Regions from separate parts of the Homo sapiens genome. Here region 1 is linked to region 2. Evidence: chromatin loops called from intact Hi-C (ENCODE). Cell type or tissue: PC-9. All regions are shown on one strand. Links, peaks and the distances in the headings refer to the core of each region. The heading gives the core; the rest is flanking DNA. Region 1 overlaps SRPK2 (SRSF protein kinase 2). Region 2 overlaps SRPK2 (SRSF protein kinase 2).

The links. Hi-C counts contacts between places; a loop is a spot of excess contacts. Peaks named below come from ENCODE experiments on the same cell type or tissue, not always from the same donor. Only the 100,000 strongest peaks of a DNase experiment are listed, where the experiment ranks them.
Region 1: a loop joins it to region 2, with 1.9 times the contacts of the local background. A loop is called at or near these places in 1 of 110 quality-filtered maps.

What each region holds. Positions count from the first base shown.
Region 1 is chr7:105,310,172-105,321,586 of GRCh38, reverse strand. The region is part of intron 2 of SRPK2 (SRSF protein kinase 2); the gene reads left to right. Among named protein-coding and RNA genes, the nearest start is that of SRPK2, 73 kb to the left of the region's middle. In PC-9, for the core only: no CTCF peak of the experiment used is centred there; no DNase peak of the experiment used is centred there.
Region 2 is chr7:105,131,861-105,143,275 of GRCh38, reverse strand. It overlaps SRPK2 (SRSF protein kinase 2), which reads left to right. Exons shown (of 16, transcript NM_182692.3): 10 at 1-192; 11 at 786-1,268; 12 at 10,172-10,272; 13 at 10,378-10,485. LOC124901717 (a long non-coding RNA gene) reads right to left here. Exons shown (of 2, transcript XR_007060465.1): 2 at 9,103-11,415. Among named protein-coding and RNA genes, the nearest start is that of KMT2E, 120 kb to the right of the region's middle. RefSeq lists a silencer at 1,239-1,415. In PC-9, for the core only: a CTCF peak has its summit at 6,657; a DNase peak (open chromatin) is centred at 6,875; H3K27ac peaks cover 1,286 bases.

The sequences.
Region 1 (11,415 bases), core at 1,609-9,608, 180 kb before region 2:
AGGTACTAGATCCCTATCAGATTTGTTAATATTTTCTTCCATTCTGCAGGTTGTCTTTTCATTTTCCTGATAATGTCATTTGATGCAGAAAAGTTTTTAATTTTGAAGTTCATTTTACAGTTTTTTCTTTTGTTGTATGTGCTTTTTTGGTGTTATATCTAAGAATCTGTTGTCATACCCAAGGTCATGAAGATTTACCTGTATGTTATCTTCTAAGAGTTTTATGATTTCAGCTCTTATGTAGGTTGTTTGTCGATTTTAAGTTTATTTTTGTATAAGGTACGAGGAGGAAGGGGTCCAGCCTCATTTTTCTGCATGTGGATACCCAGTTGTCTTAGCACCATTTGTTGAATAGTCTGTTCTTTCCGCATTGAGTGGTCTTCATGTGCAGACTGTTATTGCTGTGCATGTGTATATCTGTTTATCTGGAATTCACTTTTAAGAACTGTATATGGGCCAGGTGCAGTGACTCACATCTGCAATCCCAGCGCTTTGGGAGGCTGAGGTGGGAAGATCACTTGGGGTCAGGAGTTTGAGATGAGCCTGTACAACATAGCAAGACCTTGTCTCTTCAAAAAAATTTTAAAAACTAGCTGAGTGTGGTAGTACCTGCCTGTAGTCCTACCTACTCAGGAGGCTGAGGCAGAGGGATTGCATGGGCCTGGAAGTTTAGGGCAACAGTGAGCTATGATCACACCGCCATTCCAGCCTGGGCAACAGAGCAAGACCTTGTCTCATTAACCCAGTTGTGCCTAGTGTTCCATTATTGGAACACTAAGCTTGTGGGAGTTATTTATATCCTGCTCCAGGTCATTGCCAAGGTCTGATTTTTCACAAAAAAAGTTTGCAACCTTCGGCATAAATGGGTTAAAAAAAGGAAAAGCTGTATATGAAGGTCTTTGGCCACAGTTTGGTTTTTGATGGTAGATAGGGTTTTGTCACTTGAATGCAAAATTAGCTTTATAACTATAACTTTGAAACTAAATGGCTAAATTATTACTGATTTTATTTTTATTTTTATGGGTCGCCTTACAAGATGTATTTAGTTTGCCTCTTGGTTTTGAGTACTGTGGAAATGAGCTTACTGGTTGCTGTTTCTGAAAATGTGTACTTTAACTTATTCTCAAGGTAATTATTGATGTGTTTTTAAACTGAAAAACACTGAAGAAATTTTATAGATAAGTTTTCTCCATATTTTGTTTCACATAAATTGTGTCCATTTTGAAGATGTAGTTCCTCTTTTCCTCTTCCAAATGATTAAACTGGTAAAATTTTTGTATTAGAGGAATTAAGGTGAGAGGTGCTGAGCAAAATATGAATCTTCCAAGGTTTATTCTTGTACCTTGTTAGGGATATGCGTGGGTGTTTGTGTGATTGTGAGAGAAACAGAATGTGTGTATGTGTCACTGATTTTTTAAAAGTATAGATGTTGCTTTATTATTTGCCTTAAATATATAGCAAAATCAACCTGTAGACAATGCACCTGAAGAGAAAATGTAACTGTGTGAAGATTTAATAAAGTGGATTGGTGGAAAGACCATTTTATTATTTGGAATGTTATTATTTGGAATGTTAACAGAAAAACTTCAGCTGAATTAAATTTAAAGGAGTTTAATTGAGCAGTGAACAATTCGCGAGTCGGGCAGCCCCAAGAATCACGGGAGATTCAGAGACTGCAGTGCAGCTATGTGGTGGAAGAAGATTTATAGACAAAAAAAAAAAAAAAGGGGGGGAAGTGATGTCCAGAACTCGGAAGTGAGGTACAGAAACAGTCAGGTTGGTTACAGGTCAGCATTTGCCTTAGCTGAACACAGTTTGAACACTCAGCAGTGTATGAATGGTTAAAGTACGGCTGCTGGAATTTGCCAGGACTCAGCTGTATTTACAGGCGCATACCCATAGTTACGTTTTTCAATCTTGTCTACCTGTTAGCTTATGGATCCTCCACAAGGACTTAAATATTGAAGTACGGAGTCCTTCTCAGGCCATATTTAGTTTCCTTTAACCGGAAAAGTAACTAGAAAAAAAGTGTTTAAAGGGGCTTATATTCTCCCCCTGCCATCCACCGCCCCCCCCCCCCCCGCCGCAAGTGCATTAAATTTAAGAGTGGATGTTGAAAATAAAAACTAAAAATTGTTAATCACCAGTATGTTTCTTAAGTAAGCTTTCAAGAATGTAGAAGGAACAAAGAGGAAGGTAATTTTTAGCCTTGATAATGTTAAAAAAAATTCACAAAACCATAAATGGAGGGCTGTATACTTAAACTCTTCTATTCTTAGAAACGAACCTATGGTAGTAGATTATTCCATTTTGATTATAACTCAGGCCATATTGAAAAGGACGTTTGCAGTGATGAAAAACTGTGATTCCTTGATTAACGTGTAGAATTTAAAAATAGTGTGTTACATTTTCACAGAAATTAGATCTGTGAACATATGTTTTTCTTAGCTGTGATTTCCAAATTAATTTTGAAATATTGAGTGAATTAAGCAGTTTTAAAAGATGCAACAGATTTAATTTTCACCCTTTTGGATTTGTTTTTATTTTAGCTGAGATGTGATTCTTGTTTTACTTGAAAATATTGCTTGGGTTTTGTTTTAAAACATGAATTTTACTCATTCATGTAAATTATGTTTTATAGGTCGGCTTGTCATCATTTGATTTGTGACTCTCTATTCTTTGGAATACAGTGGTTAAAAACTGGATATGTAAAATACTGATACCTCGCTGCTATTACCAGGATTTTATACCAGTGTCTAGTGGAATAGACCAAAGGACAGAGTCCTTGGACTCAGAACTTGCATGAATTCTGCAGTGTGCAAGAGTTTTCTGGAGAATTGGTACCTTACTCATATTCTCAAAGGGGATGGTGAGAAGCGTGTTTCAAAAAAGGTTGATTAAGCTAGAATATTGACAGTGAAGTTATTTGCTCTTAAGTGTGTGACGGAAAGAACATAAAATGAGTACTGAGTGACATTTCTGTTTACCCAAATAGCCTGTATTAAGGAATTTGGTAATGGTATAAACACTGATTCTTAAACATTTTGCTCTTAGGACAGACTCTAAAAAATTATTTAGGAGCCCAAAGAGCCTTTTAATGCAGTTTATATCAATTGGTACTTGCTTTGTCAGAAATTAAAAACGTGTAGTTGTCAATACACTTACTGTATGTTAACAAATAGCATATTTTTAGGCTGGGTGCAGTGGCTCACGCCTGTCATCCCAGCACTTTGGGAGGCTGAGGTGGGCGGATCACCTGAGGTCAGGAGTTCGAGACCAGCCTGGCCAACATGCTGAAACCCTGCCTCTACTAAAAATACAAAAATTAGCTGGGCGACCTGGCGTGCGCCTGTAATCCCAGCTACTTTGGAGACTGAGGTAGGAGAATCGCTTGTACCCAGGAGGCGGCGGTTGCAGTGAGCTGAGATCACACCACTGCATTCAAGCCTGGGTGACAGAGCGAGACTCTGTATCAAAAAACAAAACCACAAAAATGAATAGCGTATTTTAAAATAAGAATGTATGCTTTTGGCTCGGCATGGTGGCTCATGCCCGTAATCCCAGCACTTTATGAGGCTGAGGCTGAGTCGGGTGGATTGCTTGAGTTTAGGAGTTCGAGAGCAGCCTGGGCAACATGGTGAAACCCCATCTCTACTAAAAAAATACAAAAATTAGCCAGGAGTGGTGGTGCACACCTATAGTCCCAGCTACTTGTGAGGCTGAGGTGGGAGGATCACCTGAATCTGGGAGGTTGAGGCTACAGTGACTGCACTCCAGCCTGGATGACAATGAGATCCTGTCTCAACAACAACAGCAACAAAAAGGGGTACTTTTTAAAACTAATGAGAAGAATGACATTGTTGGACATTTTTGAAAATTTCTTTAATGTCTGGCTTAATTGAAGACAGATTATCATATATGTGTCTGCCTTCAGTCTGTTGTGATATGTTATTTTTGTTGAAATATATGAAGAAAATATTCAACCCCATCCTGTGTTCTTGTATATTTTCTTTAAAGCAACAAGCTCATTTCATACGCTTTTGAGAAAAATGTCTGTCAGGTTCCCAAATTTGAATAACCAAGGCTTGTCTGTTAATAAGCCTTGCTGGAAAAAGCAAATAAAATGATTGCACAGGTGTTTTTCCTGGAGACATGCATTTTACTTTGGTTGGTAGCAGGAATACTTCCCATTTTAGCACATAGAATATGAAAACGCTGTCAACTCAACATTGAGATTTAATGAAATTAATTTTTTCATTGCTTCATCAAGAACATCCTTACATGAACCTGGCAACTTTTTAACTGAAAGTTAAATGCAAGGACTGCTAGTACAGCTTGGGGCCACCACATTGATTTGTGCTAAGATGCCAGCAGCTTAATCCACCATTCTTTTTATGTCGTCAGTGCAAATGTTGACACAGAAAGAGGCAAATAATGTCTTGAATCATTATGGAAATAGGTTTGATCTTGGAGACTTCTGAAGGTTTGTGAACCACACTTTGAGAACTGCTGGAAGGTATAAACATTAACACTGGGAGTTGCTTTGGCTGCTCTTCTTCCCCTCAGGAAAAAAGAGAATCAAATGAGAGTCTGATTTTCAGGTATAAAGGAGTGGGAGAGGGAACAGATGTTTATGACATTCCTATTCAGTCTCACTTAAGCCTCATAACTGTCATGTACACTAGATATTGTTGTCCCCTTTTTGCAAATGAGATAAACAGGTCTTGAGGGTTAGAATAGCTTGCCTAAGGTCATAGAACCTAGTAAGTATGGCCAGTGGGCGGGAACTAGTCTTCCCTAGGCCATGCTTGCCTCCACATGGATGTAACTGATCCTGGAGTGAGAAGAGGCTAATCCAAAGGTCAGAGTAACTTTGTCCTATCCTTGTATCTCTTGTGTCCTTGCATTAGTTTCTTATCTTTAACCTTATCATTAACCTTTTCTAATTAGAACAGTAGGAATTCCTCATTAGAAAGATGGTCATGGAAACAGCAGATAAACTGTTTATCTTTGATCTAATTTGTAAAATTAAAGTCATGGAAAAAATATTGTCAGAGTTACAAGTCAGGAATGTAGTTTATCTGGTGGGCTCCCTGGTTTTTAGAATTGTTAGTGCTAGTTTGCTGTTGAAGTGCTTACTTAGCTTGGAGGTAAAGTAGTGTAAGTGAGTAGATACCAGGCTTTATAAGCGGCCTTGAGAGTGTCTTGATTGAGTGGTGAATATACTACCGAAGTTAATGCTATTTCCTAGGCCTTAATGCACAGTAATTTGAGAGGTATTTTCTTCAAGTTAAAAGGCACAGTTTTAAGATTACCTCAAGATGGCCAGGCACGGTGGCTCTCGCCTGTAATCCCAGCATTTTGGGAGGCTGAGTCTCTACTAAAAATACAAAAATTATCTGGGCATCATGGCGGGTGCCCGTAATCCCAGCTACTTGGGAGGCTGAGGCAGGAGAATCACTTGAACCCAGGAGGCGGAGGTTGCAGTGAGCCGAGATCGCGCCATTGCACTCCAGGCTGGGTGACAAGAGCGAAACTCAGTCTCAAAAAAAAAAAAAAAAAAATTACCTAAAGATGTCTTTTCGTTTAGTGTACACCTTTTTGCTTTCTATAAAAAGGCTGGGAGTTTCATAATACTAAACAGGTAGTAACTACAGAAAATTTTTAATGACCAATACCTATACTTTGAAAGAGGGTTAGGAGGAAAACCATCATAGAATCTCAGAATTAACAAAAATTTATTATGCATTATATTAGAATCATGTCAAATACAACTTATCCAGATTTTTATTGTTTGTTCACCATGAATATTTGTTCGTTGGGGGTATATCTGGACTTGCCAAAGGAATGAGAACACACGTGTGTAATATTTAGCTTGATATTATGTTATAAGTGACTTTAGGGATTATCTAGTCAAGTTGTTTTAAAACAGTGGAACCTTTTCTTTAATTGAAATTGTATCCAGAGTCCAATATTTGAAGCATAAAAGCCAAGTGGTTGAAAGGTTGAAATGAGAGTCATGGGCCCAGAATTCTCATGTTTGCCTGGCAGCAAGTCCTTGGTTAGTAGTAATACACAGCGTTAGTGTGCATTAGTGTTCACTCTGTGCCAGGTCTTGTATTAAGCACTTTACATGTATGATTTCACAGTTTGAAAACCACTTATCTAGTTCAGCTTCTGATTTTTTTCTGTTAAGAAACAGGTCCAGAGAGCTTAAATGAATTGCCCAGCATCTCAAACTAGTTTTTAATAGAGTTAGTATTATTAAAATTCTTATAGTCAGTTTAGCTAGTGGCATGTGTGTGATATTTTATTTTCCCAGTTGTTAGATTAATTCAGGTCTTTTGCAGTAAAATAAAAATTTCCAGAAGAGTATAAAATGGAAAAAATACTTGACTTTCAGTGGCTAGGGCTTTGATAATATTTTGGTGTGAATCATTCTAGGCTCCTTTATAAGTTTTCTATTTTTTAAAAATAGAGGTGGGATCCCCTATGGTGTGCAGGCTGGTCTCGAACTCCTGTGCTCAAGTGATCTTCCTGCCTCAGCCTCCCAGAGTGCTGGGATTCCAGGCAGGAGCCACTGCACCCAGCTCATAAATTGTTTCTTTATTAGAAAAATTGAGATACCCACCATACCATTTTATTGTGAGTTTTTAAATGCTTAAGAATATATTCTAAGCATATTTCCTGTTCTCCTACATATACTTTGTAAGAATGATTAATGAGATTTCACTACATTTGAGCAATTTACTTAATGAATTTCTCATTATTCGACATTTATGTTTACAGGTTTTTCTTTTGTTATATGTAATGTGCTATACACCTATGAGCATTCATTTTCTAGAACATTAACTTCTAGATTTCCAATTACTATGTCAGCCGGCATTTACAAAATATGTTTTGGGCCGGGCATGGTGGCTAACGCCTGCAATCCCAGCACTTTGGGAGGCTAAGGCGGGCAGATCGCCTGAGGTCAGGAGTTTGAGACCAGCCTGGCCAACATGGTGAAACCCTGTCTCTACCAAAAATACAAAAATTGGCCGGGCGTGATGGTGCACACCTGTAGTCCCAGCTACTCAGGAGGCTGAGGCAGAATTGCTTGAACCTGGGAGGCAGAGGTTGCAGTGAGCTGAGATTCTGCCACTGCACTCCAGCCTGGGTGACAGAGCAAGACTCTGTCTTGAAAAAATAAAAAATGTGTTTTGAAACATGTTGCCCAGGTAATCTTTGGGAAGGATTTGCCAGTTTATTTTTCAAGACAGGGTCTTACTCTGTCGTCCAGGCTGGAGTGCAGTGGTGCGATCTCAGCTCAGTGTAACCTCTGCCTCCTGGGTTCAAGTGATTTTCATATCTCAACCTCCCAAGTAGCTTGGATTACAGGCATGTGCTATGACCCCCGGTTAATTTTTCATATTTTTAGTAGAGACGGGGTTTCACCATGTTGGCCAGGCTGGTCTCTAGCTCCTGGCCTCAAATTACCGGCCAGCCTCGCCTCCCAAAGTGTGTGAACCACCACGCCCAACTGGTTTTGCCAGTTCATATGTTCATAATACATGTTATTGAATTTTTGTGAGCCCTGGATAATGCAGTTAAAACAAATAGATGTCATTTTAATTTACATTTTTTTGGATATAAATGAGGTGCGACTTTGCCCTTTTATATTAATTAGTTGTTTTTTCATTTGTATACTGCCAGTTCTTTTACTTTGCTTGTTTTTCTATTTGAATGTTTTTTCTTTTTCTTTTTAAATAAGAAAAGGAGTTCAAGATATATACACCCACTGACAATGTACCTTGCTGCCCCTCCAACAGTTCATGATGTCTCTTGCTTTTTTTTGAGACAGAGTCTCGCTCTGTTGTCCAGGCTGGAGTGCAGTGGTGCAATCTTTGCTGACTGCAACCTCCGCCTCCCTGGTTCAAGGGATTCTCCTCCCTCAGCCTCCCAAGTAGCTGGGATTACAGGTCCACGACGCCACACCTGGCTAATTTTTTTGTATTTTAGTAGAGATGGGGTTTCACTGTGTTACCCAGGCTGGTTTCAAACTCCTGAGCTCAGGCATTCCACCCACCTCGGCCTCCCAAAGTGCTGGGATTACAGGTGTGAGCCACTGTGCCTGGCCAATTTTTTTTTTTTTTTTTTTGAGATGGAGTCTCACTCTGTTGCCCAGGCGGGAGTGCAGTGGTGTGATCTTGGCTCACTGCAACCTCTGCCTTCCGGGTTCAAGCGATTCTCCTGCCTCAGCTGCCCGAGTAGCTGGGATTACAGGTGCGCATCACCACACCCTGCTAATTTTTTTGTATTTTGGTAGAGATGGGGTTTTACCATGTTACGCTGGCTGGCCTCAAATTCCTGAGCTCAGGCAATCCGCCCATGTTGGCCTTCCAAAGTGCTGGGATTACAGGCTTGAGCCACTGCACCTGGTAATTTAAAAAAAAAAAAATCATTACCTTTTGACAAAAGTAAGTCCTAACTTTTTTTTCCCCTTACATGCATATAATGCCTGATTGTCTTGTCTTTTGTGATGTTATTGCCCACTGACCATTGCCTACATTCATTAATTCATTAGTAGTTTCAAATGGTGATAGTGTAATTTTATTATTCCTTATTTATTTATTCATTTCTGGAATATTTTGTAAAGAGAAACTTTCTTGCCTGGTGTGGTATCTCATGCCTGTCATCCCAGCACTTGGGGGAGGCCAAGGTGGGAGGATCACTTGAGGCCAGGAATTTGAGCCTAGAGTGGGGAACATAGTGAGACCTCATTTCTACAGAAAAGATAAATATTCCCATATCAACTGTTTGTATACTTCAGGTTGAGTTTGTGAGGGAAAGTCAGGATGCATGCTTGATTCTTTCCTTTTGCTTAGCACATTGAAAATAGTTGATTTACTGGCTTCCAAAAAGATGAAAAGAATTAAGTGACTTATGGATTCAGGAATGTTTGGGTTTTATTATATTTGTTGATACATACGATTTTATCTGCAGCCAGCAGGCGCTCCATTAAAATTGCATCTGAGGTGCAGGGCTGAGATTAAATTTACCTATTCTGGAAATTTAACATATTTAATGACCATTTGTGTCTGACTTTGTTTACATAGTATAATGTTTTCAAGGTTCATCTACCCCCGCTTGTTTTTTTTTTTTTTTTTGACGGAGTCTCACTCTGTTGCTTAGGTTAGAGTGCAGTGGCATGATCTCGGCTCACCGCAAGCTCCGCCTCCTGGGTTCAAACGATTCTCCAGTCTCAGCCTCCCAAGTAGCTGGGACTACAGGCGTGCACCACCATGCCTGGCTAATTTTTGTATTTTTAGTAGAGACGTAGTTTCACTATATTGTCCAGGCTGGTCTCGAACTCCTGACCTTGTGATCCCCCCACCTTGGCCTCCCAAAGTTCTGGGATTACAGGCGTGAGCCACTGCACCCAGCCAAGTTTCATCTACTTTGTAGCATATATCAGTACTTCATCTTGAAATTATTTGTTCATGTACATTTTATTTTTAATTTTTATTTATTTTTGTCCTCAGTGTCCATCCATGTTGTAGCATTTGTCAAAGTTCACTTGCTTTTATGACTGAATAATATTACATTGTATATATGTACCACAATTTGTTTACTCACCCATTGATGGCATTTGGATTGTTTCTTCCTTTTAGTTATGAATAGAACTATACCAACATTCCTGCACAAAGATTTGAGTTCTTGTTTTCTTTCTTTTGAATATAAACCTAGGAATATAATTGCTGGGTCATAGATTAATTTTTGTGCTTTAGTTTTTGAGGAACCACCACACTTTTTCACAGTGTCAGAACTATTTTACATGATGACCATCTGAGCTATTTTACATAATCACCAGCAACGTACAAGGGTTCCAGTTTTCTACATCCTTGCCTACACTTATTGTCTGTATTTCTGTTTGTAGATGTCCTGATGGGTGTGAGGTGGTATTTCATGGTTTTTATTTGCATTCTCCTAATGACTGATGTTAAGCATCTTTTCATGTGTTTTTGGCCATTTTTATATCTTTAGAGAAATGACTTGAAATCCTTTGCTTGTTGGCCAGGTGGAGTGGCTCAGGCCTGTAATCCCAGCACTTTGGGAGGCCTAGGCAGGCAGATCACCTGAGGTCAGGAGTTCAAGATCAGCCCAGCCAACATGGTGAAACCTGTCTCTACTAAAAATACAAAAAGTTAGCTAGGCGTGGTGGCAGGTGCCACTAGTCCCAGTTACTCAGAAGGCTGAGGCAGGAGAATTGCTTAAACCCAGGAGGTGGAAGTTGCAGTAAGTCCAGATCGCGCCATTGTACTCCAGCCTGGGAGACGAGTGAAACTCCGTCTCAAAAAAAAAATAAGAAAGAAATTATTTGCTTATTATTTAATTGGGTTATTTATTTTTTTGTTGGTGGGTTGTAAGAGTTCTTTACATACTCTTGACCCTTATCAGATATATGATGTGCAGATATTTTTTTTCATTCTGTAGGTTGCCTTTTCACTTTTTTGGTAATGTCCTTTGATGCCCAAAACAGCTCTTTACTTTTATTACAGTTTTTAGTCAACTAAGCGGTTAAGGACGGTTGTACTATGTGCACAACCGAGCCCCTCCTAGATTGTGGGTTGTCTGATGGAAAGGGTGTAAAAAGTCTGAAGCAATTGACGTTAATATTGTGTATTTGTGGAAGGGTGGATTTGGCTTTTAAAATTGAGACATAACTTAGTTTTTTAATGCTCCATTTCATTCCACAAAAAGTTTGAGTAGACTTATAATAGATATGCCAAAAACTAGGATCAAAGGAAAAATAAGTAGAATAAAGATTGGGGAAAAGAATGTCATTGGAGAGTTCTAGATGGAAAATAAATATATAGCAGTAGTGTAGGATTATGGGTGATCCAAAATTTTCTTCTTTGTATGTGACTTTCATTTTATTTATTTATTTATTTATTTATTTTGAGACAAGGTCTCACTATGTTAACCCGGGCTGGAGTGCAGTGGCGCGATCTCGGCTTCTACAACCTCTGCCTCCTAGGCTCAAACAATCCTCTCTCCTTAGTCTCTCGAGTAGCTGGAACTACAGGAGTGTGCCACCATGCCCTGCTAAAGTTTTATATTTTTGGTAGACATGGAGTTTTGCCATGTTGCCCAGGCTGGTCTTGAACTCCTGAGCTCAGGTGAGCCACCACGCCCAGCCTATTTTTTCATATTTTTTACATTTAATATTTCTTTAGTAAAGAGAACATTTTACTAAAATATTACAATTCTGAATGCATTTACTAGCCTTGCTGCGTTCTGTGCACTGATGTGTGATCCATTATTATGGTTTTATCTGCTACCTATGTTTGTCTTCAGTCTCTCCCTGTTCCCTGAACTTCAGTTGGTTCAGCTGTTCCCCTTTCCAGTACCTCATGGGGTCTTAGACTCAGC
Region 2 (11,415 bases), core at 2,458-10,457:
AGGCTGAGTTATTGGAGAAGCGCCTGCAGGAGATAGAAGAATTGGAGCGAGAAGCTGAAAGGAAAATAATAGAAGAAAACATCACCTCAGCTGCACCTTCCAATGACCAGGATGGCGAATACTGCCCAGAGGTGAAACTAAAAACAACAGGATTAGAGGAGGCGGCTGAGGCAGAGACTGCAAAGGACAATGGTCAGTGGGGCCTGGAACCTGGGCTGCATGGGGTTCTCAGAGCTCCATTAGTAGGGTTCTGCCAGGTCAACATGGGGGCTGATTTGTGCTGCTGCTGCAGATGACAAGGATGATTCTCTCCAACTCCCTATTGGGAAATATGGGAAATAGCCTCGTACTTCATTTGTGAACTGTATGCCAGAAATATGTTAACATTTCAAAATAGTTTTTAAAAATGTAAAATAATTGAGAAATTCCATGTTTCTATCATGCTAATGATGGTGCTTTATTTTGTCATTAACTTTTTACCTAACTGTAATGCACCACAAGTCTGTTTCTGAAGATTATAGAGGGTAGAAATGGAAGTGCAACTTTATTTAGAAAGAGTTATTTTCCCTTAAAGCTAACTTTTTCTTATAAGAGCAGGCCAATTACTAAATGAATGAAAAATGAGATTTAGAAAACCTGAAGGTTTTACCCCAAAAGCCAAGAGGTGTTTACCAGGTGGTACATAAGCATATTCAAAATGTATTTTATTGATGGAGATAAGTACTTAATGAGGCTGTATTAAGGAGAGTAACAAGTTCTAATTCTTGACCCATCAAATTCTTAAGGTGAAGCTGAGGACCAGGAAGAGAAAGAAGATGCTGAGAAAGAAAACATTGAAAAAGATGAAGATGATGTAGATCAGGAACTTGCGAACATAGACCCTACGTGGATAGAATCACCTAAAACCAATGGCCATATTGAGAATGGCCCATTCTCACTGGAGCAGCAACTGGACGATGAAGATGATGATGAAGAAGACTGCCCAAATCCTGAGGAATATAATCTTGATGAGCCAAATGCAGAAAGTGATTACACATATAGCAGCTCCTATGAACAATTCAATGGTGAATTGCCAAATGGACGACATAAAATTCCCGAGTCACAGTTCCCAGAGTTTTCCACCTCGTTGTTCTCTGGATCCTTAGAACCTGTGGCCTGCGGCTCTGTGCTTTCTGAGGGATCACCACTTACTGAGCAAGAGGAGAGCAGTCCATCCCATGACAGAAGCAGAACGGTTTCAGCCTCCAGTACTGGGGATTTGCCAAAAGGTAAGTGTTTCTTCCCATCAACTGTCTGCCATCGCTGACTCCAGGGACGTGCCTTTAACAAATGCTGTGAAGGAATTGGCTGGAAGTGGCCAAGCCCTGTGTGTGTGTACTGATCAGTTTTATTACTTTTATACTCCTGAAGAAGTAATGTGATTTAAATAAATTTTCTATGCCATTAGGCTATTTCTTGCTCTCTGCATACCAAATCTTATTTCTGACCAGTTTTCATTTTTAATATATTTAGTCAGCAGCATCATTTGCAAAAACCTTCCAGTTTTAGCAACTTACACCTTTCTAGAATGTGTAGTTTAGTTTAAAATTCGTATCTTCTTCCATCTAATGTCATTATATTTAGTTTAGTTTAGTTTTGTTTTGTTTCTATTCAAGAAAATTATGCCTCCTCTTTGACTCTATTGAGAAAGAAGTGTCATATTGTCTTTTGATAGTTGTTCCTGATTATAGGACCCTACTATTGGTAACTGGCCCAGGATTGTAATTTTCAAGGAATTGGCATGGATTTAAATGTGATGACAGATTATAGATTGGCTCTTGTGTTCTTGTCTACCTAAGAAGGCTTGACTTATTCAAAGCCTTATTTTGGGAGTGAATGCCAAGTGACTCTAGTAAGTGAAAACTGGGTAACACAGCTGGTTTCCATACTGGCTTATGGGGGAAAAGCTCTGAAACCTCCCTCTGCTCCCTCTACTGACAAGACTGTTTAACACACAGCGAGTAAAATTGATGAGCCAGCCCTGCAAACAGCCCGACATTCTGCAGCCCCTTTGGTTCCAGCAGTCTGGAATTGCACGCCGAGTAAGCTGGCTTTGTTACGCACTGGCTATGATGAATCCTCCTAAGGATTTGCTTTCTTTACTTGGCTGGACGTGGTCAGCTCCTGTTCCCCTTTCCAGGGAGTGTTTGAAGGTGCTTACATAGAATGTAGGTTAATTTCTGGGAAAGGGCAGTAGTGAGAGGTACCTTATCCAGACTTATTGTTGCTGTTGCAGTTCAATTTTTCTCTTACTTGAAGTTTCTTTTTTTTTTTATGAGATTGAGTCTTGCTCTGTCACCCAGGCTGTAGTGCAGTGGCGCGATCTCGGCTCACTGCAACCTCTGCCTCCCGGGTTCAAGCGATTCTCCCGCCCCAGCCTCCTGAGTAGCTGGGATTATAGGCGCGTGCCACCATGCCCGGCTAATTTTTGTATTTTTAGTAGAGACAGGGTTTCACCATGTTGGTCAGGCTGGTCTCAAATTCCTGACCTCGTGATCCACCCGCCTCAGCTTCCCAAAGTGCTGGGATTACAGGCGTGAGCCACCGCGCCCGGCTGAAGTTTCATATAGAAAGTAATTTACAAAGTACCTTTTTAATTATTTCTATTTTATTCATTCATTTATTTATTTATTTTTTGAGACAGTCTCACTCTAGTTGCCCAGGCTGGAGTGCAGTGGTGCAATCTCAGCTCACTGCAACCTCCGCCTCCTGAACTCAAGCAATTCTCCTGCCTCAGTCTCCCGAGCAGCTGGGATTACAGGCGCCCGTCACCATGCCCGGCTAATTTTTATATTTTTAGTATAGACAGAGCTTCACCATGTTGGCCAGGCTGGTCTCCAGTGCCTGACCTCAGGTGATCTGCCCTCCCCAGCCTCCCAAAGTGCTGGGATTACGAGCCTGAGCCACCATGACCAGCTCAAAGTACCTTTTTTATTCATACTTATTTTGCAAGTATTAGCTTGGGCTGCAGTGGCTTCAAGTACAGTCAGCCCTCCATATCCATGGGTTTTACATCTTTGGATTTCCCATCCATGTGTTCAGCTAACTTCAGGTGGGAAATAGTTGGAGGGGAAAAAAAACTGTGTCTTTATTGAACATGTACAGATTTTTCCCCCCTTGTCATTACTCCCTAAACAATACAGTATAACAACTATTTACATACCATTTACATTGTAGCAGGTATTATAAATAACTAGAGATCAACTAAAGTGTATAGGAAGATATATGTAGGTTATATGCAAACACTACACCGTTTTATATCAGAGACTTGAGCATCTGTGGATTTTGGTATCCTCAGGATGTCCTGGAACCAGTTCCCCTGCAGACACCGAGAGGCACCTGCATATCAGATTAAACCCCAGCTCAAAACTTAATAACTGTGGAACTTTGGTTTCTTACCCTGTCTGAGCCTTGGTTCATTCCTCTATCAAAAGAAAGAAATGGCTACCTCTAAGGTTGTTAGTAGCACTGAATTAAATAAAACAGGTCAATGGCAAAGGTACATAAATAACATATAATAATAATATATTGAAAAATTTCCCATTGAATGTAAGTTGCCTTGGTCATCACAATCCATGTAAAGGAGCAGAATTGCTGCTTGTTACCACATGGTCATCATTGGAGGCCCAGGCAAGTCATAAGACTTATCCTATTGTTTACATGACAGCTCCATCTCTGTGTCACAGGAAACTTCAAACCTTACATGTCCAAAACCAGAATACAACTTTCCCTGCCAACCTGCTACACATACTGTATTTCCTACACTTGTTGCCACCATTTCTTGTTGCTCCAGTGAGAAACTTGATCATCAGGATGTCTTCTTTTTTTCTCTCATGTCCAGTAAATCATCTCATTTTGCCAGTCATACCTCCTAAGTAGGGGTCCCCCTTGCCTTGTCCCTAAAGTGGGCAGTGTCATTGCTTGCCTCTCCTATTATGGAGGTTCCTTACTGGTGTCTTGGCTTTGTGTTCTCTCCAGCTTTTCTCCCCACCTGCCTTTCAGCATGCCCTTCCATGGTGCTGCTAGAGTGTCTTTGCAGTATGCTCACCCGATCAGTGTATTCCCCTGCTCACAGTTTCCACAGCTCCCCATCATCTACAGCAGTGGTCTCCACAGTGGAGAGTGTACATCCCTGCATAACCAGCACCATCCAGGAAGGTGCAGGAAGGAATTATTAGAGCATCTGTGTATTTTTTTATTTTGAAAGAATAGTACAATAAACAACTGTATATCCTCCACATAGATTGAGCAATTCACATTTTGCCGCATTGCATATACTTTGTGTACACAGACACTGCATGCTACACATATTAGGATACTTCACTCCTAAATACTTAAGCATTCATCTTCTGAGAGATGAATTAGAACGTCCTCCATTGTAACAATAATACTATTACAACGTGTAAGAATAGCACTAATTTTATATTATTATTATTTTGAGACAGGATCTTGCTCTATCGCCCAGGCTGGAGTGCAGTGGCGTGATCTCGGTTCACTGCAACCTCTGCTTTCTGGCTCAAGTGATCCTCCCACCTCAGCCCCCAAGTAGCTGGGACTACAGTTGGCACTACCATGTCTGGTCAACTTTTATATTTTTGGTAGAGAAAGTAGGGTTTTACCATGTTGCCCATGCCAGTCCTGAACTCATGGGCTCGAGTGATCTGCCTACCTTGGCTTCCCAAAATGCTGGGATTAAAGGCGTGAGCCATCACACCTGGCCTAATATCATCTATTATTTATTCCATATTCAAATTTCCTCAATAATTCTAAAATTTTCTTTTTAAATTTTCCTGATCTAGGATATGATCCAACACAGTAGCCTGCCTCCTGGGTGAGGGCTTCCTGTATCCCCAGCAGGCTTACTTCTCTTTCCCCTCTGCTCCTGCTGGCCATGCTTGTCTTAGTTGTATGGGCAGTGCTCATTGTCACTGTCTGTCTTCTCATTAGAATGTGAACTCTTGGAGAGTGCAGTGTGTTTTTATCTTTGCATCCTCAGCATCTGATTCAGTGCTAAGATAAATATTTATTGAATAACGAACAAACAAATGAGTGATACCTTTTTACATTCTTCTTCTCTTTCCTTTCTCCCGCTTTTTTCCATTTATAGTCACAATTTTACTGTGTCCAACACACATACCATCCCCAATACCTGTTGCATCAGGTAGAAACTGGAGGTCTTGAAGAGCATTTTAATATTGGCAAATTCTAGGGATGTACCAGGGACAGGATCTCCTTTGTTTGGAAGCACTCAGTTTTCGCCCGCAGCTTGGCCATTTGATAAGCAAGAGCAGCCTCCCCCATGGGAGGTGTGTTTTGTTTTCTGCATGGGAAGGGGTATAAGCCTAGAGTCTTGCACTTGACCACACGGTACTTCGTGAATTTGAGGCAAGAGAAACAATGAAGAGTTTGTGTAGATCCTGACTTTAGGGCAGAATGTACATGTTAGGGCATAGTAGAAGAAAGACTGGGGCCAGTTTGAGGAACTTGAAGAAACCTAAATGCCAGGCTAAAGAAGGTACACTTTTTTCCTAGAGTAATTTGGCAGCCATTGAAGGTTGAGAAGAGGATGGTCCCTCTTAGATGATCAGCTGCCAGAGCCTTAGTGTGTATCTTGGCTCAACACATCTGAAGGACAAAGGCCCTGGAACAGGGTGGTTTTGTTGGTCTTACCTGTGGGCTATTTCTGGAATCCTTTCTGTGTCACTCGATGGGGACCCACACCACTGTCAGTCCTTGCTAGGCTACTGTTAACACAGCCTCCGTGCTCCTATCACTTGAGCTTTTGCTCCCCAGTCTGTCTCTGTCTGGCAGTCCAGAGAGAACTGTTTAAGGCTTAACTTCTTCCCCCTTACCCACCCTCGCCTCACCAACATGATCTCCATTGTGTTTCCCATGTAGAGTAGTGATGCCCTGAGTTGTCCTTCACTGAAGCTGACAAACTCTCCAGTGTGTTCCCTGGCAGGTCTCTGTTGGTGCCTGCTCCAGACCCATTCTCTGTTTCCCTAATTCATTCTACACCGTTCACACTGGCTTCTTTCTAAAGTTTCTCAAAGTTGCAAGCCTGTTTCTGCCTTAGGATTTTTGTACTTCCCGTGTCCTTTGCCTCAAACTTCTCTTACTTTCATGCCTGCCTTTGTTCAGACCTCTCCTGAATGTCACCTTCTCAGAAAAGATCTCCCCTGAACAGCCTTGGCATTATCCATCTCCTTTCTCTGCTTTGTTTTTCTTCATAGCCTGTTTAGCTACCTGACAGGATGTGTGGATTCCTCGTTTATTTGCCTTATTGCCCATATTTTCAACCAGTACACGAGTTTCCTAATTTAGCTTGTGTTTTTTTCTTACAGTGTTCCCAGTACCAAGACCATGCTTAGCACACAGAAGGTACTCAGTAAATATTTGTTGCACGAATGGTTGAGGTGGCAACATTAAATCTCTTAGTTCCACTACTTCCTTGGGCCTCATAGTGAACCTCCTCCATATAGAGGGGATATTCTTGTCGTCCTTGTAAGGACCCCTTATGATGTAAAGAGTCAGTGTGTGCCTAGCTCCATGTGTTATGTGCGTGTGACAGCAGCTGTCTCATTATGCTGAGGCACTGTTGGCTACCATCTAATAGTTCCTAGGATAGCTTCTTGTGGAATGAGTGACCACAGTGTCACCCAAAGACTAGCGTATCAGAAGGTGACTTAAGGGGCCCAGTTCTTCCCGAAGTGAAAGCTTTCCACTCATTCCCCTCTTAGTGGAAGCAGAGTGCAATTGCAAGCTTTTCATTTTGGAAGGAAGACAGCTCCAGTTTGTCCTTTGTGTCACCATTATCTGTAAGAAGGAAACCGTGTGACAGGTCACTACTGTGGTGACTCAGTCAGAGGAGGTGTGACAAAAGCATTCCAGTTGGGTTTCAGTGGACTTCTTGGGAATGTAGCAGTCTGGTACCTTAGTTCAGGAACTATCATACTGAGAAAAGAAAGAAAAGCAAAATCTCTTTTACCTCCTGTTGTGTTTTTATACAATTAAGTTATTGAGATACATTACCTAGCATCATTTGGAACGCATCAGAAGCTAAGTAACTGTTTACAAACCCGAACCAGGAGGATAACAGCATGTCACCAAAGAGATTCTGTTCAGTGAACCTTAATGAGGGATATTAAGTACAAGAAACACCCCTGAATTTAGGCCAGGTGCGGTGGCTTATGCCTGTAATCCCGGCACTTTGGGAGGCCAAGGTGGGCAGATCACTTGATGTCAGGAGTTCGAGACCAGCCTGGCCAACATGGTGAAACCCCGTCTCTACTAAAAATACAAAAATTAATCGGGCATGGTTTCAGGCGCCTGTAATCCCAGCTACTCGGGAGGCTGAGGCAGGAGAATTGCTTGAATCTAGGAGGTGGAGGCTGCAGTGAGCCGAGATCGCGCCACTGCACTCCAGCCTAGGCGACAGAGTGAGACTCTGTCTCAAAAAAAAAAAAAAAAATTCCCTGCATTTAAATGTGAGGTGATGGGTCTTTGAAAGTATATTTCTTCTAGCGTGATTGAATTAAGCAGCTCCTGAGAAATGTTTTTAAAAACAACATCTCAGAGTGGTGGCAGATTACAGATCATCTCCTTCCACTTGAGTGCCCTCAGATAACAGCCAACTCGGCTACTGTTCTCATGGAGAAAAAGAAATCACATCGTTCTGTGGCTCAGGAGGACCACAATATGTCTAACCGGGCTTCGCCCTCTTCTCATTAGACCTATGATTTGAGTTGTTTGTGGGGGCGGAACTTGCTCTTGGGCCTCCCCTTCCCTCTGCTGCTGCTCTCTGGTCCCTCACTGACCAGTTGGGAGCCTCTGCCCCAGACGATGGTTCAGCTGGTCACAGCAGAGGGAAGCCCCTGCGTCTGGCCAGGCGCCCAGATGCTGTCCTGACTCTCCTGTGTTTGGGTTTTTAGTGTCTTCGGTGGGGAAGGGGTGGTCCCTTCCGATTCTTCTTTTCCTGAACACCAAGCCTCATAGAGTTTAAGTCATTTGCCAGTCTTACAACTTGTAGATATTGAAACTTAGATTTGAATCCAATTTTTCAAACCTCAAATTCCATTTTCCTTCTTGCTGATTCTTCTTGATTAAATGACATACGGGGCATTCATCTAGTCATGTCTAGTGTTGTTCATCTACCCATTGGGTCAGCATTTTTATATTTATCCTGGACCTCTGTTCTCAGCCCCAGGTGAATCAGTGTATATTCATTTTGCCTTCTTTTTTGGTCTTTGTGCTGCTTTCTTTCTGAATTTTTGCTGAGTTCTGGTGTTTCTTTTCCTGAGCTCATACCTGGCCTTTGGTGAGGCTGTGCAGAATCCTTATAAAGAAGGAAACAGGCATATGGAAGGTAGCAAGCAGGGAATATCTGTACCTGGCTGGCTCATTTGATTAACATGCTAGAGGAACAGGTCTTGAGGGTTAAGATACTGGTCAGAATTCTCTTGGCGTCCTCTGGAGCCCCCCTAGGGAGCTGTGTGGGCACCCTAGGTCCTGAGGCCCTTGCCTGTTCACTGCCTTACGGCAAGTTGCAAGGCTGGCCCTCCTTCCTCTTATGGGGCTTGCTGAAGAATCAGAGCCTCCCCAAGCACCCTGGTTTCACAGCTCGTATGTACCCCAACAGAGGTTTAGTTCATTTCAGCAGTGCCCAGCTTCAAGGAAACAAAGGGGCTCTCCTAGGTAGGTGTTTATATTAGTCTGTTCTCACATTGCTGTAAAAAATACCGGAAACCCGGTAGTTTATAAAGAAAACAGGTTTAATTGGCTCACAGTTCCACAGGCTGTACAGGAAGCATGGCTGGGGAGGCCTTAGGAAACTTTCAAATATGGTAGAAGGGGAAGCAGGCATCTTACATGGCTGGAGCAGGAGGAGGAGAGAAGGGGGACGTGCTACACACTTTTAAACAACCAGATCTCGTGAGAACTCACTCAGTATCACGAGAACAGCAACGTGGAAATCTGCCCCCATGATCCAGTCACCTCTCACCAGGCCCCTCTTCTAACACTAGGGATTACAATTCGACATGAGTTATGGGCAGGGACACAAACCCGAATCATATCAGTGTTTAATGTTCTACATTGAACAGGCTTTTCTGCTTGGTTTTTAAATACCATTTCAAAATTACTTATACAGTAAATAAAAGTCCTGGTTTTATTTCATCTTTACCAGAAATCTGATCTTGTAGGTCAGTCTGAGGTTTGGTGATGAAGATGCTGACTTTAAGGACTATTTTTCTGGGCCTCACCAGATTATTTTTGTTTGTCACTTGCCCCTTGGTTAACTCTGCTTGATACAGGCATGATCTGAACTTGTTTGAGAAGATCTGGCCCCAGAATCTCTGGGAAGCTGGCCCTATACCTGCCTTTGAGATTCCCTGGAGTCATCCTGGAATTTAGAATGACTGCTCATGTACATGACAAGTTCATGACTGACCTCAGAGGTTGCCTTTATGGCCCAGGCCATCTCAGGAGACCTCTGTCTGGGACCTTCCTTGTCTAAAACAAAACCAGAATAGTTTAGTCCCTGCCTTTAATCTGTGTTTGTTAATCAACAGTCATCTACCCCTTGAGATCTGTGTGTGCTCAGCCCAAGCAGTGGGAACTGTAGGGGATGATGTGGGTGTGAGGTGTCGGTGCCAGGGACCCTGATGTCTTGTGGCGTCCAAGGAACTGTGTGTCACTGAGAGTGATCGGCCCCCACAGCAGTGTTCTTTCTACCTTCATGTTCCTTGTAATAATGCATCAGCAAGCTCGATCTGGGCCGTGAAGGGATGGATTGACACCATGAAGAGCCGCCACAAAGCTGCAGACAGGGGGACAGCAAGGCTGGCTTGTTCTAGGGCTGACCTGGACCCGAAGAAACTGGGGATAAAAAGAGAAAGGTCAAGGCAGTGCCCTTGGCGTCCTGTGGGCAGCCCAGTTTGCTCTTTTCTGGAGTATTTTCCAGAGGTGGAGAACAAGCAATTTTAGTTCTGTCAAGTTTAATTTACAGTATTCCAGGCCTAAGTGATCATTCCACTACTCTTGAGGAAAGGAGACTGACCCTGGCAAACACTGTGCTCACACATGCAAACCACCTATCCCGATCACTAACTGTCCTGCTGTTTGCTCATGCCAGCAAAAACCCGGGCAGCTGACTTGTTGGTGAATCCCCTGGATCCGCGGAATGCAGATAAAATTAGAGTAAAAATTGCTGACCTGGGAAATGCTTGTTGGGTGGTAAGTAGAGTTTTCTTTCTAAAACCTTTGGTCTTGATTCTGTGTGCGAAGACACTTTTTGAATGTCTGTGTTGCTCCGTGGTAATGCAGCCTGTTCCCTTCCAGCATAAACACTTCACGGAAGACATCCAGACGCGTCAGTACCGCTCCATAGAGGTTTTAATAGGAGCGGGGTACAGCACCCCTGCGGACATCTGGAGCACGGCGTGTATGGTAAGGACGGCTGTGCCCTTTGCTGCCATGGGAATTGGCTCGTTCCTTTCACACTCTGGATGGGGCTGAGTCTCTCTGAGGCATGCGACCTCAGTTTTTCTGACTGTAAGGGTCATCCACCGTGGGCTGGGTGAGGGGAAGGTTGCTGCCGCAGGCATCTTAAGAAGTGGAAGGATCCTCCTCAGGCGGGCCCTGGGTGTTTGGTGTGGTTGTGGGCTTGTGAGAGAGACATGGTCTCTTCTTAAGGCCCTGCACAGCCCACAGCCCCATGAATCAGACTCAGTTGTTGTGACACAGTGACTTCACTTGTGGTCCCTGAAAATGTGCAGGGTATAGGGAGCTTTTCCCTTCACTCACACTGTGGAGGAAGATGAGGTAGCATCTCCAGGGGAAGACTGCCTAAGGCGGGCAGGTGGGAGCCCCTCCAGGTAAGCCTCTGCCTGGTCAACCAGACATGCAGGGTTCCTCACCTTTCCAGACTGGAAGGGATTTCCCCAGATGCCAATGCATAATCTCTCTTCCCTTATAAAGCAAGAGCTAGCAGATATTCTGGCTTATTCTAGGATGTCTAGCCTCTTCTGAAACAGTGGCAGCAACGCCCACTCCCTCTGACAGAGTCTGTTCCCAGAGTGGTTGAGATGACGGCTTCCACAGGGCGGCAGAAGCCTCTTCTTCTATCTGTCAGGCCTGTTTTGCTGCTGGTTTTGTGCTGCACAGTTGCATTGTCTGTAAACTCCCCTGGCCCTGCCTGGCATCGTTTGGTCATTGACCCTGAACCTGTGAGTTGGTGAACACAAAGGGCCCTGCATTTGCGAGCCAGTTCCTGGTTCTCTTCCTCTGCCCTGTTTCCTGGCCCATTCAGCAGCTTTTTCTCAGTGGTATTTACTTAGGCGTTCCGTGTTGGGAAAGGTGGGTTGCTTGCTGTTGGGT